Linked DNA regions of Homo sapiens: all the other regions are linked to region 4. The links are chromatin loops, found by intact Hi-C in ENCODE. Cell type or tissue: Caco-2. All regions are shown on one strand.

The links. Hi-C counts contacts between places; a loop is a spot of excess contacts. Peaks named below come from ENCODE experiments on the same cell type or tissue, not always from the same donor. Only the 100,000 strongest peaks of a DNase experiment are listed, where the experiment ranks them.
Region 1: it touches region 4 in a loop (5-fold over the local background); 10 of 110 quality-filtered maps call a loop at or near these places.
Region 2: it touches region 4 in a loop (7-fold over the local background); 4 of 110 quality-filtered maps call a loop at or near these places.
Region 3: it touches region 4 in a loop (8-fold over the local background); 8 of 110 quality-filtered maps call a loop at or near these places.

What each region holds. Positions count from the first base shown.
Region 1 is chr7:501,906-506,905 of GRCh38, forward strand. All of the region lies in intron 4 of PDGFA (platelet derived growth factor subunit A), which reads right to left. Among named protein-coding and RNA genes, the nearest start is that of PDGFA, 15 kb to the right of the region's middle. RefSeq lists an enhancer at 1,793-2,570. In Caco-2, no CTCF peak of the experiment used is centred here; DNase peaks (open chromatin) are centred at 1,886, 2,556 and 3,516.
Region 2 is chr7:370,559-375,558 of GRCh38, forward strand. No RefSeq gene overlaps it. Among named protein-coding and RNA genes, the nearest start is that of FOXL3-OT1, 82 kb to the left of the region's middle. RefSeq lists a silencer at 1,416-1,616. In Caco-2, no CTCF peak of the experiment used is centred here; DNase peaks (open chromatin) are centred at 763, 1,393, 2,593 and 3,173; H3K4me3 peaks cover 781 bases.
Region 3 is chr7:329,734-334,733 of GRCh38, forward strand. It overlaps LOC105375118 (a long non-coding RNA gene), which reads right to left and starts at 3,532. Exons shown (of 3, transcript XR_926965.4): 1 at 3,355-3,532; 2 at 2,314-2,476; 3 at 1-1,630. RefSeq lists a silencer at 3,003-3,192 and enhancers at 3,452-4,113, 4,114-4,773. In Caco-2, CTCF peaks have their summits at 3,071 (motif pointing right) and 3,276; DNase peaks (open chromatin) are centred at 218, 3,098, 3,358 and 3,898; H3K4me3 peaks cover 799 bases.
Region 4 is chr7:432,663-437,662 of GRCh38, forward strand. The region is part of intron 1 of LOC116435278 (a long non-coding RNA gene); the gene reads left to right. Among named protein-coding and RNA genes, the nearest start is that of PDGFA, 85 kb to the right of the region's middle. RefSeq lists enhancers at 377-1,213, 1,214-2,049, 2,796-3,995, 3,722-4,557. In Caco-2, no CTCF peak of the experiment used is centred here; DNase peaks (open chromatin) are centred at 2,439 and 3,345.

The DNA of each region.
Region 1 (5,000 bases), 69 kb after region 4:
AATGATCACGTTGTTTTTAAATACATTTTAAAAGCCAGGCTGAGCATGGTGGCTCACGCCTGTAATCCCAGCACTTTGGAAGGCCAAGGCGGGAGGATCACTTAACTCCAGGGGTTCAAGACCAGCCTGGGCAACATAGTAAGACCCTGCCTCTAAAAACAATTTAAAAATTAGCAAGCCATGGTGGCACCTGTAGTCCCAGCCTACTTGGGAGGCTGAGGTAGGAGGATCGCTTGAGCCCAGGAGTTTGAGGCTGCAGTGAGCTGGTATCACACCACTGCACTCCAGCCTGGGCAATACACCAAGACCCTGTCTCTATTAATATTAAAAAAAAATTTAAAGCCATGGCCTAGGAATGGGGGGTTCGTGGCTGTATCCTAGCCCAAGGTTGCTGTGGACTTGAGCGTCCAGATGATAATCCCAGCTGCTGGCCTGATGAGGGCCCCACCTCCCCGCCGGCCCCAGGCAGCAGGGCCAGCAGACCCATACCCAGGGTCCCCTCATGGCTCCCCCAGGTCCGAGGCTCTCCTTGGGCTCGGAGAGGCCTGACCTCGGAAACCAGGGCCAGGGATCCTGGGCCATCACCGAGGCTACACAAGATGATCCAGGAGGAGCACAGGCCAGCAGGCCGTGGCTATCAGGCACAGGCAGCTCAAAAGCGAACCAGACCTCAGCTGGGTTCCCCTCTTCGGACTGGACTTTGCCTGTCTGCGAGCCACGCCTGCCCTCAATTCTCCAGGCACAAAACCACAACATGGGGGTCCTGCCTCCACAGCCCCTTCCCCGGGGAGCTGCAGGCAGACAATGGCCCAGTCCAGGCCAGAGAGGGGAGCTTCAGGCATTCAACAAGAGAGGCAAGAAATCACACACACACACACACACACACACACACACACACACACACATAATGCACATATAGGCCCTGTCACGGGAACACAACTCCACCCCACACACACACCTGTATAATGCACACACATACCCTGTCATGGGGAGGCAACTCCACCCCCCACCAGTCATGCATGTGTAATGTACACAGGGGCCCCATCGTGGGAATCTTACTACACACACAGAGTGCAAGCACGCACACGCCTGGCATCAACAGACCCCTAATACACAGCCAGGGACTGCATGAGTAGAGTATTGGCTCTCCCAGCCCAAACCCCAGCACTCATTTCATCCTCCCAACCATGCTACAAGGAGGCAAGACTGGCACCTCCATTTACAGAACAAACTGAGGCGCAGGCAAGCTCTAACTAAGCCTGTCCCTAATTGCTAGGCTGTCCCACCTGCCCCCTGGAGCACACACCAGGGAATAGCCACCACCTTCCTGCCCTCCCAGGCCCTGGGGAGCTGAGCACCCAGCAGGCGCTCCATCTGTGCCCACGGAACCAGCCCTGCCGCATGCAGGGTCTAAATGCAAGAACAGCCACTATGGATCACCCACTTCACCCCTCACGGTTCATGGGGAAACTGAGGCTAGAAAGGAAACGGAGGCCGGGTCACCCCCTGAGCACAGGGGCGTGGGGGAATGCACGCTGCTGGGTGAATGAGGAGACCTCAGCCCAAGGCCAGATGCCCCCAGCCCAGTGGCCCTGCCTCCCAGGCAGTCAGGAGGGTGAAGGAGGGAGGAGGGGAATGTTTCCCAACCTTCTTGGGGGGAAGGGGGGACTCCAGACTCTGGAGACTGGGCATCAGCAGGGCCCCCAGGGAGAAGGTCAGCTCTGCACCCTGGGACCAGGCAGGCTCCGAAGGTAAGCCGGTCCCTAAGGCGCTGGGGACCAGGCTTGTCCGAGGCTGAGTTAATGGTTAACCCACAGTGCAAAGGGTGCCTGCAGGCGTGTGAAGTGGTCTGGGCTGCCTGGGGCGTGAGCAGACAGCCAAGTATGAGCTCAACAGTTGCAGGGCGTGGGGCGCCTGGGGTCAGGAGCCAGCTCAGAAACAGGACCTGGCCTGGGAGGTTTCGCTACGTCACAAAGCGTGAGAGAAAGCGGCCAGGACACTGCCGCTTCCTACATGGGGCTCCGTTCCACTCGGGAGGCCTCAGATCAGCCTCCACACTCCCGCGGCAATCTGCCCCTTTCCCCAGGACAGAATCCTCCAGAGAGAGGCCTCCGCAGGCCGTGCACACACTTCCACCTCCCATCTGTAAAACGGAGACCAATCACACCCACCCAGGAGTTGAGGAATAAATGAGGCTGCACATGCAGAAGGCCCCAGAAACGAGGACAAAGCCAGCCTTCAAGAGTGGGCTGCCACTGGCGTGGATTCTAATCCAGAGCCCCAAAACCAACCCACCCCCTGGTCCCCAAGCTCAGCACAGTACCACCACCCACCCACCACAGGCAGAGAGTGGGTCTAGAGCCACCCTCCTGTTGAGGGCCTGGGGTCGGAGAGGCCCGGCCCGAGGATGAACTGCAGCAAAGCCCCAAGAGGAGCAGCAGGGCCACCTGGGACCTCAGCCACCCCCAGCCCTGCAAGCATGTCCTCAGCCCTCCCTGAGTCAAGAACTGCCCAGGTAGTAAGTAACTAGGGATCCCAGTGCGCAAAACCAGGCCCAGCCCCCTCCTGCCTCAGCAGGGACCGAGTTCCTTCCTCCCCTCCCCTGGAGGCCCTGGACACAGGTCCCAGCAGGAGGAACAGCACCAGCCTCACACCCTGCCATCTCCCAGGCTCGAAGCACCCATACTCTGCTGCTCCCACCCACCCCCAGCCTCTGCAGGGGTGGCCAAGTGAGGCATGGGGCAGGTGGGCTCTGAAATCTGGGTTCGTGGGGATGGGCTCGGGCAGGGCGCCCTGTTCTGCTCCCGGCCCTGACCCTCCGGATGGCACAGCCTCTTTGGTCAACAAGCAGCCTCACCTAGTTCCCTCGGCAGGGCAGATACCAGGGCCTGGCTCGGCAGAGACCGCAGGCCCGTCTGGCCAGACACCAGACGCCCAGGCGAGGGGCAGGCTCGCTCTCAACCACTCGAGATGGCCGGCCACCGCGGGCGCGTGGGCTCCCAGGACACAACAGAAATGCCACCCCTCTGGGCACCGTGCGAAAGGCACATGGCACGGCCGCTCGTCTGGGAACCCACTGCCTCCTCAGACAAGCCCGTTTTTATCAAACAAAAACAAACAGCGATGATTGCACCTGTTTCTGAGTATGCCAGGATTCCGGGCCGTTCCGCCACCTCTGTCTGGCCAGGAAATAGCTACATTTTTCTCCCAAGAACACAAAATGAATATTGGATTCTCACAAAAACCTCCTCCATAAAAGAAGGCCAAGTCCAAAGAACAGACTACAATGTCCTCAGGACCCCCACGGGGGGTACCCCGGCCCCCAGGCCCCAAGCCGAAGCCCAAGTGATGGGGGGGGTCCCCATGTCCCTCCCCTTTTTCCGTCCCAGAGATGTGGGCTGCACCTTATCACACCAGACATTCCGATTCCCCACGGCTGAGTTCATCTGCGTCGTAAGCCGCCCCACCTCAACACTCCCGGCGCGAACTCACCCAAGACTACAACCCAGGGATGCCGTCACCCCTCTAGACCTGGGATGCCGAGTCCCTACTGCTACAAAGCCCAGAAGCTGCAGAGACCCCCTGAGGAGGGCTTGGGACAGCCACTCCCTGCGGGGGACCCCACCCCAACTCCAGGTTACGGCCTGACCCTTTCAAGGCTCCAAGACAGAGTATTAGCCATGAAAGACACCTGACTGGACCGCACGTGCCCGTCACTGTAACCCTCACAGCTACCCTGTGAGGACACCATCGTGGTCCATTCTAGAGATGAGAACACACAGCACAGACAAGGGAAGCCCCTTGCCCAGAGTCACACAGCGTTGAATCTCCATCCCTAGCCTGCACTCCTTCTCACCTCTTTCACGGAAAGAAAGCCTAGAGTCCAGAGCCCTGGCCCCACCGCCCCACAGCCCCACCTGGGTGTCTCTCGACAGAGACTTGGAATGTCACTCAATCCAGATGCTGACTTGGGTCATGAGGACCCCAGCTGGGTGCGGTGGCTCACGCCTGTAATCCCAGCACTTTGGGAGGTCGAGGCGGGCAGATCACCTGAGGTCAGGAGTTCAAGACCAGCCTGACCAATATGGCGAAACCTCATCTCTACTAAAAAAATACAAAAAATAGCCAGGCGTGGTGGTGAGTGTCTGTAATCCCAGCTACTCGAGAGGCTAAGGCAGAAGAATTGCCTGAACCCGGGAGGTGGAGGTTGCAGTGAGCTGATATCGGGCCACTGCACTCCAGCCTGGGCAACAGAGTGAGACTCTGTCTCAAAAAAAAAAAAAAAATCCCTCAAGTCGGGCGTGGAGGAGGTTCATACCTGTGATCCCAGGAATTTGACACCAGCCTGGCCAACAAAGCAAGACCCTGTCTTTATAACAAAGAAAAAAAAAGAAGATCCTGCCTCCTTCAGCACTGCCCCCATATCCATTAAGAATGGAAGCAATGCCCAGACCTCAAGCTCGTGTAAGAGGCCCCTGCCCAGCCTGGCTCAAGAGGACCTCCACTCCGCCCACCTAGAGACTCCTGCACCAGACCCCAGAGAGTGGACAGAGTCGTGGCTGGGAGCTTCTCACCCGTAACACCCCAGCCACTCTGTTCCAGGGAGCAGAGGCCCATCCCAAGCACCAGGTGAGCACACACCTTCTGGAAGCCTCCAGCACAGCAAGGTGGGCTCAGAGCCAGCTCCGTCCAGGCTAGACCCCTGCAGTCCTCGGGCTGGCATCTCATCCCCATGGTCCACGTTCAGGCCCACACTCCTGTCCTACCCCCGAGGCTTGGGTCTGGGGGAGAGTCGGGCGTCCAGGCACCAAGAGCTAACTGTGCCAGGCAGAGTGCAAGGAAACACCCACCCAGCTAGGGACCCCGGCCAGTCACTCCCCCAGGGCTGCCGGTCAGTCACATCCTGGTGATCCCAGCAGGGTCTGTGCCAGGCAGTGACACTCCCAGCTTCACTACCATCCATCTTCTAACAAGAGACCTCTGAATGTTGACCGGAAAGG
Region 2 (5,000 bases), 62 kb before region 4:
CCACATGAAGGCCAACCTCGGACATGAAAGGCGTCTGGTCGGGGCCATGCTTCCATCTGCCTCCTGTGGACTTTGTTTCCCCAACTAAACATTCATTTCTTGGAGGGCAACGACTGAGCCTTACACTTCTTCCAACACCTGAAGGGTCCAGCGCACAGTAGGCATCCAACACACCCAAAGGGCCCAGTACACAGTAGGCACTCAACACACCCGAGGGGTCCAGCACACAGTAGGTGCTCAACACACCCAAATGGCCCAGCGCACAGTAGGCGTCCAACACACCCGAGGGGCCCAGCGCACAGTAGGCGTCCAACACACCCAAGGGGCCCAGCGCACAGTAGGCGTCCAACACACCCAAAGGGCCCAGTGCACAGTAGGTGTCCAACACACCCTACGGGTCCAGCACACAGTAGGAGTCCCACACACCCGAGGGGCCCAGCACACAGTAGGTGCTCAACACACCCAAATGGCCCAGCACACAGTAGGCATCCAACACACCCAAGGGGCCCAGCACACAGTAGGCGCTCAACACACCCAAATGGCCCAGCACACAGTAGGCATCCAATACACCCAAGGGGCTCAGCACACAGTAGGCGCTCAGCACACCCGAGGGGCCCAGCGCACAATAGGCCTCCAACACCCCCGAGGGGCCCAGCGCAGAGTAGGTGCCCAAGACAAAACGAGATGTTGCCTGGGGCAGGTGACTGCACAGGGCCTGTGAGGGGTGTGGGAGCCTCCCTTGGAGAGTGACAGTCCTTTGGGAGCAAAGGTCAAGGGTGCTGAGCTCTCCCTGTCCTCTGTGTCCTGAGTTGCCACACCCTCCCTTCCAGGTATCTGGAGGACAAAGCACCAAGGCCAACAGCTCAGTCGAAACCGCAAGTCCATTATTCTCTGGGTGGCTCAGTCAGATGAGCCTCAGTTTCCTCCCTTGTGAAATGGGCACATGGACCTCACAGAGTCACTGTGTGAAATCACGGAGCTGTACATCACGACTCTGGTGTCTGGGGAGGGTGTCCCTCTGCATGTACCCAAGAGCCTCCATTCTGAGCCCTGTTACCAGGAGGATGCAGAGGTGGGGCCGTGGTGGGCGACCCTCACTCTCCTCCTTCCTGGTGGGGGGCGACCCTCACTCTCCTCCTTCCTGGTGGGGGGTGACCCCCACTCTCCTCCTCCCTGGTGAGTGGCTACCCCTCTCTCCCTCTTCCTGGTAGGGGGAGATCCTCCCTCTCCTCCTCCCTGGAAGACCCAGGTCAAGCCTCACGGACCCAAATGCCTTTGAGACCATGAAGGAACAGCCCCGCCAGCCAGGCAAGAGGGAAAAGCAGCAACTGAGCCGAATCCACTTCTGGCTTTGGGAGCCGGGGGTGCCTTCAGCAACAGCCTCCTGCTGCCATATGAGCTCGGATCCAATGCAGGCTACAGGCAGCTACGATGGACCAGGCCTTCCCACCTCACGGGCGGCCCTTCACTGCCTCTCCACGGACTGCCCTTGAGGCAGGATCAATCCACCCTGTGCAGAAGAGACGCTGGGCCCGCCCGGCCACACGTCCACCCCACACATCCACCCCATGTACGCTGGGCCCGCCCGGCCACAAGCAGCAGACATCGGGCCTGGACGGGACCCCAGCGAAGCGACTCTGCTCCCTGCGTTCCCCTGCGTGCTGCTCGGGTGGCCGGAACGCCGGGCTCTGGAGAAAGTGTGAGCCGCACTCAGGACAGCCATCCTCACGGGCCTGTGGGTCAGTGGGCTCAGAAATGACCCAACGGAGGCCGCGTGCAGTGGCTCACACCTGTAATCCCGGCGTTTTGGGAGGCCGAGGCGGGAGGATGGCTCGAGCCCAGGACTTCGTGACCAGCCTGGTCAACATGTCGAGCCCCTGTCTCTATAAAAAATTTAAAAATTAGCCGGGTGCGGTGGCGTACACATGTAGTTCCAACTGCTTGGGAGGCTGAGGCAGGAGGATCGCTTGAGCCCAGGAGTTTGCGACTGCAGTGAGCTGTGATCGCACCACTGTACTCCAGCCTGGACGACAGAGTGAGACCCTAACACTCTCCCACTCCCCACCCCCAACGCCAAAAAAGGAAAGAAACGCTCCGAGGGCAACCACGACCGAGCTTGTAGTCCAAGTCCAAGCAGCCCTGTCCACACTCACACCAGCCCTCGACCCCCTGGGCATCAGGACCGCAGCCAGTGCCTCTCACCCAGACTCTGTGCTCCACCCTTGGAGAGTGGGGCAGGGCTGGGCAGAGACCCCCTTCTCTTCCCCACTGTGAGGCCTCCAGCAAGCCCTATTCCCTCCCCGAGATGGCCCCTCCTCTGCAGGAAAACTTCTCCACGTGTGGCCCTAACACGTCGTCTTTAACCGCCGGTCAGCCCCAGAAGGTGCCGGACACCACCTGGGCACCACCAGCCCACAGACAGACATCTGCGTCTCTCTTCTCCCCGGGGCACAGAGGCCAAACCTGCCCCAGCTTCCTCCTCACCCAGCCGCCAAGCTGGGGCTTAGGGGCAAGGATTCCAGAAGCGCTCGCAGAGCCAGAAACCATTCTTCAAGTCAACAAATCACCCCGGCCCCCACCTCCACCGCCGTTTTTAATGGTTAACCAGCACAATAAACACAGCGATAATAGGTTTCTGATCCCTTATCGCCGTCACACCGAGGAGGCTGCCGAGGCTGCAAGTGCCCCCTCCGGGCCGGACCGCAGGCTGGACGCCCCTTTCATCTGCAGCCAAGCAGCTCAAAGGGGAGAGTGTTTCCAAACCAAGCCCTTTCCAGTGCAAATTTTGCAGCAAAAATAGAAAAGGAAATTCTTAATCTGCTGTTTCATGTGTGACGAGCGGTTCTGTGGTGGGACAGCGGCCCCGAGAATGCCCTGTCGCTTTATCTGAGGCCTTCCCCACACAAGTAAGGCTGCATAGCCCAGGCCTTTTGTGCTCTGCGACCAGTGGGCCAGGGCTTTGTTGTGGGCACCCGAGACTGGGCCGGGCTGCCCCATTCCATCGGCCTTTGATCTGAGTTTGGCACCGTAAATGTGGCCGACCGCCTATCCGGGCCTCGGATGCCTGGAGCCTGGTTCCCCACCATGCAGCTTCATCAGGCTTTGAAACAACCGTGCAGGGAGCTAAGCCTGGACGCAGAGGCCGCACCTGCAGCTGACAGCGAGGGAAAGTGGAGGAGGGTTTAAAGCAAAGTCCAGACTCGGAGAAGTCCCGCAGGGGGACCTTGGGCGGTGGAACCTGCTCCGTGCACCCTTCCCCCTTTTATCTCTTAGGAGGGCCTGGGACTTGTGAACACACTTTACCAAAAAACCATAAAGGAAGAAAAGAAGGGGGGGGGAGGGAGAGAGAGAAAAGAAAGAAGAGAAGAGAGGAGAAGGGAAGGGAAGGAGGGTGGGCAGGAGGGAGAGGGAGGGAGGGAAAGGGAAGGAGGGAGGGAGGGAGTGAAAAAAGAAGAAAAAGAAAAGAAGGAAGGAGAGAAAGGGAGAGAGACACAGAGGGAAAGAAGGAAGGGAGGGAGGAAGGAAGGAAAGAAGAAAAAAGAAAGAAGGAGAAAGAGACAGAGGGAAGGAAGGGAGGGAGGAAGGAGGGAGGGAGGGAGGGAAGGAAAGAGTTCAGAAAAATAGTTCCGAGCGACACTCTCTGAAGTTTTAAGAACCTGGCCTCTGTTATGTGATGGTGCCAAGGGCATGAATTGAGGGAGTCGGTGAATGAATGAGCTGAGCCAGCCGTGTTCCTCCCCAGCCGTGTTCCTCTCCCTCTTCCAGGGAACAGCGGGGCCAGCGGGGGGGGACCCCCTTTCCAGTTGGGAGGCCTCAGAGATTCTTCTTTCCCCTTAAAAGGCCTGTCTCCGTGGAATGCCTGCCTCCCAGTGGAACCAGCTGCTGCTTCCCAGTGCAAAAACTCACCCGGGGACCTGGGGTGCTTTTTGCAAACACTGTCTCAGAAGAGCAATGGCGGGGTTCCAGGCCTCGCACCTCACCCCACTCCCACCGCGGCGGCTACCTCTTTCCTCGCACGCTCCATGGAGAGCTGGACCTGCGGGCCGACGGAGGGAACCCTGTACACGCCCCCTCACTCACTCGCCATCCCCTGCCCCAAATGCAGTGAATCTCTCCTGTGGTCCCGGATTCACCGTCTCCACTCAGAGTCGCTAATTCTAGAGACAAGGACGGCCTTGTTCCAGCTGGAACGCACACGGAATGGGAAGGTGAATGGGGTGGGAAGCGTGCGTGGGTCCTGCCACTTGGCTCGTGGGCAGCCCTCTGTGCTGGGGGTCACGTGGGGCCCACGGCCGCCCGTGAAGGAGCCTCCCCTGATGGAGGAGACCTGAGCCCAGGCCGCTGAGTGAGCCCTGAGGTGTGGAACTTGCAGGAGCCCACAGGGGTAGGATGTCTCACAAAGGGTACGGGGTCCGTGTCGGCACCCACGCCACCACCGGACCAGCTGGGAGATCCCGGGCTCAGAGGCAGCCTCTGCCCCAGCGTCTCCTGTGCAGCTGGAGACAGCCAGGTCCTCACTTGGGGACCGAGCCGGCCTCACCTGAGACAGGCCCTTCTGCCCTCAGGCCTGCCTCTCACAGCCTAGCTGCCCATCACAGCTTCATGTTCTGGGCGGGCCGCTCGACCTCTCTGACCCCCAGTGACCCACATCCAAGCTCCGTTTTGGCTAAAGGCGCTGAGATTCCAACCCTGCGGTCCGCGAGGCCCACGGCCCAGAAGCTTGGAACTTGTAGCGTAAGACCTGAGCCTGCTCTGGACTTTCAAAGCTCCACGGGGGCCTCAGCCTGCACCGCATGCATCTGGGGAGGTGGACGAGCAGAGCTCGCCGGTCTCACAGATGGGGAGACTGAGGACCAGATGCTAGAGCCAGAGGAAGGTGCCAGAAGTCCCTGGAAGCAGCAGGGCCTGTGCGTCCATCCCCAGGGCAGATGCTCCTGAAAAGACGCGGCTGCAGAGCGGGACCCGGCAGCGCCCGGAGAGATACTGGAGTGACTCGAGTT
Region 3 (5,000 bases), 100 kb before region 4:
ACTGGTAACAAGGAAACACAAATTGAAACTAAATGGAGGTTCCATTTTATGACGGGTCAGACTGGCAAAAAGCAAAATGCCAGGCAACCCTCAATGTTGACAGACTTGTGGGGAAGCAGGCGCTCTCGTACATAGCTGATGAAAGGACAAGTTAGCACAACGTTTATGGCCACGAAGTTGGCAACATCAATAAAAATGTAAATGCATCTGCCCTTTGGCCCGGCAATTCTGCTTATCCTATAGATACCATTGCGCACAGGTGAGGCCGTCTATGTGTGAAATTACTCACTGCAGCATTATTTACAATGGCCTAAAAGCCCGTTGATAAGAGGTTGTTATATAAATCATAATAGATCCATAAAGTGAAACACAACTGTAAGAAAAACGAGGAGGCTGGGCACAGTGGCTCACACCTGCAATCCCAGCACTTCGGGAGGCCTAGGCGGAACGCTGGGCAACATGACGAGACACCGTCTCTACAAAAATAAATTAACCGGGCATGGTGGTGTACACCTGTGCTCCCAGATACTCAAGAGGCTGAGGCGGCAGGATGGCTTCAGCCCAGGACGTTGAGGCTGCAGTGAGCTGTGACCGCATCACTGCACTCCAGCCTGGGCAAAAGAGAAAGACCCTGTCAAAAAACAAAAAAATAAAAAGGAGTCCACTTTTGGCTTCCATCAACCAGGTTGGAGAAAACAAATGACCACATGTGTCTCAATGTGTCAGAGAGTTACCAAGGCAGCCAGGACCTGAAGGCCCAAGACATTGTGGGGGAGGGAAACGCGTTGAGGTGACCCGAACTTCTGCACCCTTTGGGGCAACCGCAAACTCATAACTGGCATGAGCAGAGATGCTGAGAAGCTGAGCAGGGAGGTCTGCTGAGAATCCGAGAAGCTCAGAGGAGCTTTCAACACTGTCGTGCCAGCAGGAAGACGAGAATCAGAGTGCAGGACTGCTCACACAGCCAGGGCTTGGAGAGACAAGATCCCGGGGAGAGGAAAGGATCCCAACAGTCCAGGGTGTCTGTTTGCAAGCAGCACAGGGTGAGCGCAGAGGGGCTGAGCAGAGGCTGCTAGGAATCTAAGCAGAACTGCGGGAGCCCTGCAGTGCCGGAGAGGGAAAGACGGGCTCAGACCTGTCATGCCAGAGGATCCCTCGGAAGCACCTGAAGCTTTCATATGGACCCCTGAAGGACAACCTCTCCTCTCAACTCTAGATTTAAATCCAAGAGGTTTCTTGAGCTTGAAGTCCAGCAGGCATCTCAGCCAGGACATGCTCAGAACAAACTCCCCATTGTCCTCCCTGCACTGCCCTTCCCCACTCCCCACTGGGTCAGCGTGGCCTCATCCCTCTAGCTAGTTAGGCGAGACCCTGGGCTCAGCCCAGACTCTCCTTTCCTCTCATCCCCACGCTGAATCTGTCAGCAACTCTTGTTGGCTTCACCTTCAAAACATACCTGGAATCAGACCCCTTCTCCCCACTTCAGCACCATCCTTTGGCCCAAGCAACCATGTCCTCTCCCCCGTCCCCCGGCACTAGTACCCAAGCCACCATTTCCTTCTTTCTGCATTGGTATAATAGCTGTCCGGCTGGTATCTCAACATCCACTTGGTCCCGAGAGACACACCACCTGCAAAAGTAAAATCATTGTGCTGACACTGACAGCAAAGCCCAAAACCCTTAGAGTGACCCACAGGATCCAACCTTAGAGTGACCCACAAGATCCTATATTATATCCTCTCTCAACTGTTTTTAATGAAACTTTTATTTTAGATTTTATGTTTAGATTTTTTTTTTTTTTTGAGACGAAATTTCACTCTTGTCACCCAGGCTGGAGTGCAATGGCTCAATCTAGGCTCACTGCAACCTCCACCTCCTAGGTTCAAGCAATTCTCCTGCCTCAGCCTCCCGAGTAGCTGGGATTACAGGTGCCTGCCACCATGCCCAACTAATTTTTTTTGTATTTTTAGTAGAGACGGGGTTTCACCATCTTGGCCAGGCTGGTCTTGAACTCTTGACCTCAAGTGATCCACCGGATTTTATGTTTAGATTTACAGCAAACTTGTGGAGATAGCACAGACAGTTAGGTCTACCCTGCACCTGGCTTCCTCCATTCCTGGCATCCTACCCGAGGACAGGGCACTCGTCACATTAAGGATGCAATACTGGCACACCAGCATTAACTAAACTAGACCTTTATTTGGATTTCATTACTTTTTCCCCACTGGGTTCCTTGCGATTTCCAAACCTGCCTGTGACTGAACTATTGGTTAATGAAACTATTTATTTTTTAAAAGTATTTCTTAATCCCACCTGGCCCAGGAGTGGACACAAACCCGTGAGTCAGGTTCCGGGACTCACAGGTCCCCATCTGAGACACATGACGTAGAGAGTGCCGGGGAGGTCAGGCCGCTGCCGCTGTGTGTTTCAGGGTTGGGGGCTGCCCTCCGGGGTGCCAGGAGCTCCTGTGTGTACACTGGGCAGGACAGAGGGCGGGTGGTGAGGTGCTGTGCCTGGGAGCTTGTCCAGGCCCGATGGCTTTTCTGCAGGCTGGCTGAGGAGCTAATTATCGAGGCGGCGGACCGAGGGTGTTTGCCTCTTGACCTTTTGTGATGCCGCCTGTCGAAGCACGCTTGGCCTCTTCCCAGGGGAAATGCTATCCGAAGTGCGAAGTTGCCCACCGCTGGGGTAAGGGGAGAGGGCGCCGCAATCACCCAGCCCTGACCTGGAATGATCATTTCCTGGTGTGGTGTGGCCGTCCCGTGGATGCTGACAGCCCCAGGGGCAGGGGTGAGCGGGCTGGGGGCTCTGCCGGCAGGTGCCAGGGCAGGGGTGGGCGGGCTGGGCCCTCCCACCGGGCGCCGGGGTCTCCCTGGTCCACACACCCTCGCCTAGCCTCAGACCGCCAGGGCTGGAACTGTGCAGGCTGCGGACTCCAACAAGAACACCCAGTGGAGGGCCTGGGGAGAGGCTTGGAGGCGCTGAACCCAGTCCCGTGCCCCCACCCCAGGAGAGGGCTCCTTCGTCTCCACGTGGCCTCGGGCCCTGCAGGTCCCCCGAGGGCGCAGCCGCCAGCAGGGGGCGCCTTTCTCTAACCTCCCGGGGAAGCGCAGGTGCCGCCCGCACCTCAGACAGCGCTGCCGCCCGCGCCCGCCCTGCGCCGTTCCGTTTGCTCCGGTGTCCCCCAGCTTGGGAGCGGGGCCCCCCAGCCCTGGTTTGAGGCATGACGTTGGTAGGAAGAGCCCCTTCCGTGGAGCGCGGGGCCCGCCGGGGAGGCGGCCCTGGAGCCCCCTCCTCCCACCCGCCCAGGATTGACAGTCCCTGCCTCGGGCGCCCTCTGACCCCCGCGCTCACCGAGAGAGGACGAGGCCCCAGACAGGTTGGGCCGCGATGCAGGTGGCCCTGGGCTCAGGTCCCAGCACCGGGGTTCCTGCTGAACGAGCTCCGCCCTTGCCCAGGGAGGGGCCGGCGGGGGGGGACCCTGCGGAGGGCATTGTCCTGAGGGCACCACGGCCCGGCCGCCCCGCCCAGCGCCGCCTGCCCTCTGAAAGGCCTTTCATCCCGGAGCCGGCAGCGCCACTGGCCGCATCAAAGAGCGTCTATGGAAAGTCATATTTTTCCCCAAACCAGAAAAGTTCAGGCTGGGAGCACAGACATTCAGCTCATTATTTAGAAATAACAAGTCCTCTGGGCCCTGGTATCAGATCAAAGCTCGGAAATTAAATTCTCCAGAAAAGGGGGCGGCCCGGGATCAGCAGATTTGTGTTTGCTTATTTTTTTTCATTCAGCAGCTAAAAAAAGGGACTCAAAATCTGCCTAGCGGTTTGGAAGTCTGGCCCGCGGTGTGTGAGCGGCGAGGAGAAGCGAGCTCCGGAGGCTTCTGGGCGTGGAGGCTGAAAATATTTGGTTGACATGACAATGGGGACGGCCTGGCAGCTTGTCAAGCGCCGGGTCCAGGAATGTCCTTGTCCCGCCCCACCCCCCCAAGCCAGTTCAGACACAGGCACGCACATGCACGCAGAAACACACACACACACAAACGCGCACACATGCACACATGCACGCAGAAACACACACACACAAACGCGCACACATGCACACATGCACCCACATGCACGCAGAAACACACGCACAAACAAACGCGCACACATGCACACATGCATCCACATGCATGCAGAAACGCACACACAAACGCGCACACATGCACACATGCACCCACATGCACGCAGAAACACACACACAAACGTGCACACATGCACACATGCACACATGCACCCACATGCACGCAGAAACACACAAACGTGCACACATGCACACATGCACCCACATGCACGCAGAAACACACGCACAAACGCACACACATGCACACATGCATCCACATGCACGCAGAAACACGCACAAACAAACGCGCACACATGCACCCACATGCAAGCAGAAACACACGCACACACGCGCACACATGCACACATGCACACATGCACCCACATGCACGCAGAAACACACACACACAAACGCGCACACATGCACCCACATGCATGCAGAAACACACACACACAAACGTGCACACATGCACCTACATGCATGCAGAAACACGCACACACACAAACGTGCACACATGCACACATCCACCCACATGCACGCAGAAACACACACACAAATGTGCACACATGCACACATGTACACATGTACCCACATGCACACAGAAACACACGTGCACACACAAACGTGCACACATGCACACGTGCACCCACATGCATGCAGAGACACACACACAAAAGTGCACACACACACGTGCATCCACATACACACACAAACACATACAAAAGCTCATACATGCACACACAAACATGCACACACAAGCACACACACATATACACAAATGTGCATACATGCACAAAGAAACACACACGCACACGCAAACACATACAAACGTGCACACATGCACACGTCCACCCACATGCACACAGAAACACACATGCAGGCACAGACGCATACACACA
Region 4 (5,000 bases):
AGTTTCCTCAGACGTGATGAGCTCCCTGTCACGGGAGGTAAGCAAGAGGGGTCCTCGGACGTGATGAGCTCCCTGTCACGGGAGGTAAGCAAGAGGGGGGGTACTCAGCCCTCTGTGGTGTTTGCTGGCCAATCTTCAATTTTCCCTTCCAGCTAAGACTCTGATTTTCCTTTGGGAAAGTGCTCCATCTCAGTCAGTGTGGCTGGGGGCTCCCCCACCCTAGGCCCCCAGTGGGCCCTCCACCCAGGGCTGGCCCAGACCCCGGTGATTGTCCCAGAGGTGAGCAGGGACCCAGGCCGAGTCACTCAGACTCTGGGACTGGGACACTCAGAGGCCCCTCCCTGCAGGGCCACCAGAGTGTGGGGAACCTGCCTGGGAATGCAGCCCAGGTGGAGAAAAGCAGAGCCAGAAGTGGGAGAGTCCACGCCCTGATCGTGCTGTTGGAGCACCTGAATCCAGCCGTGCCTGAAGCCCACCACCCCGCACTTTCTGGTAGGAGCCAGAAATATCCACCTTGTAAATACCCACCTTGACCTCAATCAGTCTGAGCAGGTTTCTGTCACTCGGACCTGAAGAGTCCTTGCTAACGCCCTCTGCTAGGATGCAGCCCGCCCGGTCTGTCTGTGGCTCTGCCAGCTTCCCGAGCGCCTCTGCAGCTGTGCCTGATGACAGCCTCCTGGGGTTGCCATCTCTCCCTGCCCCTTTGCCCCCCTTATCTTGCATCTTGGGGCGAAGCCTCCTCCCTTCCCTCCCAGAGTCTTCAGGCCCTCCGGAGCCCCACCCAAGGCTGCAGTGCCCCCACCCTCGTTCCAAAGACACAAACTGAAGCAGCCACACGGGGAACCCAGAAGAAGGTCTCTGAGGCACAGCCTGTCGCCCCATAGAAGCCGACTCTTCCTCAGCCTGCCTTGCCAGCACAGGGCGAGGTGGGACATGGGGAGAGGACCCCACACAGACCCCATGTCAGATCCCCATTCCCCGCCCCCTGTCATTTCCAGCTGTGTGACCCCAGGCAAGCCACGTCACCACTCCAAGCCTCTCAGGTTAAAGATGGGGCCAGTAACTCCAGCCGCCTCCTCCTGGAAGTGTGGAGAACACGCCCGCCCAGGCTGCCCGGCCACGGCTGCCCTGCTCCCAGGCAGCGGCACAGGGCTGGATCCCAGGGGTTCCTTGGGCCAGGGGTGGGGCTCAGCTGGATCCTGCAGTGCTGGGGCATCCACCTGACAACCGCTATCCTTCTCACCGACTCCATAAAACCCACCAAGAAAAGCCGTGCAGGACATCCCGGCACACAGCAGTTCACAGTTACTCAGATGCTGCTGCGTCCAGCTCAAGGAGTGAAGGAGGGGAAAGGAAAAAGGAAGGAAGGGGGTGCGTGCAGTGGCTCACACCTGCGAGGTCAGCACTTTGGGAGGCTGAGGCAGGAGGATCGCTTGAGCCCAGAAGTTCAAGACCAGCATGGACAACTTAGGGAAACCCTTCTCTACAAAAAATAAAAGAATTAGCCGGGTGTAGCCGCAGGCCCTGTAGTCCCAGCTACTCGGGAGGCCGGGGCAGGAGGATCCCTTGAGCCAGGGAGGTCGAGGCTGTAGTGAGCTGAGATCGCACCACTGCACTCCAGCCTGAGTGACAGAGCAAGACCCTGTCTCAAAAAACATTTTTTTATTTTAATTTTTTTTTTTTTTTGAGACAGAGTCTCGCTGTCGTCCAGGCTGGAGTGCGGTGGTGCGATCTCGGCTCACTGCAAGTTCCGCCTTCCGGGTTCACGCCATTCTCCTGCCTCAGCCTCCCGAGTAGCTGGGACTACAGGCGCCCGCCACCACGGCCGGCTAATTTTTTGTATTTTTAGTAGAGATGGCGTTTCACCGTGTTAGCCAGGATGGTCTCAATCTCCTGACCTCGTGATTCACCCGCCTCGGCCTCCCAAAGCGCTGGGATTACAGGCGTGAGCCACCGCGCCCGGCTGATTTTGTTTTTTGTATTTTTAGTAGAGACGGGGTTTCGCCGTGTTAGCCAGGATGGTCTCGATCTCCTGACCTCGTGATCCGCCCGCCTCGGCCTCCCAAAGCGCTGGGATTACAGGCGTGAGCCACCGTGCCCGACCCCTGTTATGCCCCTTACGATTATTATTGTATCTTTATGAGCTCAAGCTGCTGTCCCCTCCGAGTCTGGCACATGCTGGCTGGAGACCGGCAGCACCCGGATGGGGAAGAGCAGCCGTTTGGAGTCAGCATTGACAGAAAATCGAACACTGCTGCTCGAGGATTCAGAAGCGGCCCTTCTGAGCTCTGCTGTGCACGCCGCGGGCTCTGGAGAGATTGGCTGGGTCGTCCCCCACCTTCCTGGGGCAAGGGACCTGCCGAAGAGAGCCGGGGAAGAATGTCAACATTGTTAGGAAAACAAGCTTCAGACAGAAGCTCTGCATAGCGGCCACCCGGAGGGAGGTGGAATTTTGCAATGCGCCCCTCCCCGTGCAGGGCGAGTGGCCCCAGGGCACACGAAGGCCCTGGCTGCCGTGAGTTGATTTAAAGCTCGGCTGCCTATCTCTGGTGACAGGTTATTTGTGTAACCTACAGTTTTCTATGCACGTAGTAATTTCCACCTCCCTCCATGTCACACAGAAGACACGTTTTTACCCTGAGTCGGAGCAGGAGAAGTGTCTAAACGAAAGTGACTTCACAAAGGGCTTGACTGACAGGCGGGCGCGGGGAGAGCCGGGATAATGTCCGGGTTATCAAAGCAGACGCAGGTGGGCAGGTGAGAACGGGCATGCTCCCCAGCTCAGAAAGGCCCGTTCGGCTCGCAGGAGGTCCCAAAGCAGGAACTAACAGGCACAGGGATCGCTGGCCCCGTGCGTTTCCCTTTAAACACTGTCTAAGCTGTAACGAAGTCTGATTACAGTTTAGCTGAGATGGAAACTGAGAGGAAGGAACTATAATATTCAGCAATTACAATCACCTTCCTCTTTGGACAATCCCATTTCACTCCTCGGCTTATGCCTGTTCCCCGTGGATCCTGACTACACACCCTAACCTCATGCTTGGCAGTTCGTAAACAAGATGCCGCTCTGTGGTGACGGCGTACGCGAAATGAGAAGCACGACTCTGGGGGCCAGAGAGGCCTGATCTCGGTAGCTCCCAGGCTTAGTCTCTGCGCTACCTGGGCCGAAAGAGCTGAATTCTGCGAAGCTCTGTGTCCTTGCCTGTAGAAGGGGGAAGAACGGAACTTACTTGGAAGACTTGTGTGACTCGGGTGAGGATTCAGCTGTGCACACACAAAGGGACATGAGTGAGCAAGCGTCTGGCACGGACACAGCCGGGTGTGGAACAGCAGCCCCGCCCCGTTGGCTCAGAGGCAGCCGCACGCACAGAGGAGCTGTCTCAGCTCAGAGCCTGGCCTGGCCCGTCCACCTGGCCCTCTGGGAGGGCCGCCCCCCTTGCTTCTCTGGCCAAATTCCTACATCTGGGGTCTCGAGGGGAAGAGGCCGGGATGAGTTGCTGGGTGGCCCAGCAATAAATCTTGAACAATGAGGTGGCTCAGTCTCCCTCCTACCAAATGGACCAAGTTACCTCTGAGGCCGTGGGAGGTGAATGAGTCAGTGTTTGTGAAACACTCTGTGGATCAGATGAAAGGGCTCCAGGAGGGGCTGCCCATTAGAGGTGATCACAGGGAGCTTGGCCCACGCCCCCCAGAATGAGGGCCAAGGGGCGGGGGCGGCAGGAGGCCTGGACGCAGAGGAGGCCACAGCCAGGCCCCACTAAGCCACCTGTTCCCGGCACAGGCATCCGAGGGCCAAGGCTGCAGGAACCGTCTCTGCTGGTCACGTCTGGAGTGTGAGGCCCTGGAGGCCCCCGTGCACGTCCGTGCGATGATGCCGCCCACAACCACCGAGATCGGCCGGAGGGAAATAAGGCCGGAGGCAGCAGCACCCGGGGTGGGGCCTGGCGTGGCCCGGACCACGTAACCTCCTGCGCTTGGACAGCTTCTCCCACCTACCCGGGTCTCAGCACCCTCAGTGGTCTGCGGGGAGCCTGCTGCCATGCAAGTCCCTATAATCTGAGGGTGTGGACGCCCTTTTCTGCCACCATGGCCTGCTCCAGTCGGGGGCCGTGCCTGAGAGTGGGTGAGGGGGACCTCCCCAGCCCCTGGAGACCCTGGCTTGCCCAGGCCATGTGGCCCAGTGGACACAACAGAACCAGAGGCCAGATCCACCCCGGTGCCCACCTCCAGGCCTCAGGCAGCCCAGGGTGCACCGACCGAGGGCCCCACACTGTGCACCACGGCGACCCCTCCCCAAGGCCCCACCCTGCCCCATCCAGGCCCTCCCATCTCTATCTCCAGCCTGGGGGTCTCTGCCTCTCTCTGACCTGGGGCCTCCACTGCACCCACTCAGAGCCTGAGCCAGGCCCATTAAAGGTGCAAGGATTATCACGGAAGGTGGAGAGCTGTGCCAGCCACAGCGGCCCCCAGCCCCTTGCATCCACGGAGCACCTGGGGCACGTCCTGGTGAGACCAGCCACAGGTGGGAGGGAGTCAGCGCCGACTCATGACCGAGCTCTCACCAGCAATTTCTACATTGACTGCACATTGCAATGACAATGTTTGGGTGATGGAGTTAAAATATAGGCTCAAACTAAATATTACCTTTTTTTACATGTTTTCAGGCAGCACAAACAGATTTAAAACCAGGCATGAGGCTGCCGGGCAGCTCTGACCTAGAACAGCCACCTTGTTTTACGGCTGAGGACAGGAGGGCTGAGAAGGAAAGCCCTGTCCCTGCAGGGGCTAATGAATGAGAGGAGGGAGAATGAGCTACCCCCGGGAAGAATCAAATTCCGGAGGCAGGTGACCTCTGGGGCAGGCTGCAAGGACGCGGGCCTAGGGAATGGCTGCCTTCTTCTCTGGGTTTTTCTTTAAACCGCACTGCTCAGCCCAGCCATTTCCAGGAGGCCTCGCCATGGGCACACGCTGAGGCAGGTGGCGGCGCCCGCCTGGCCATT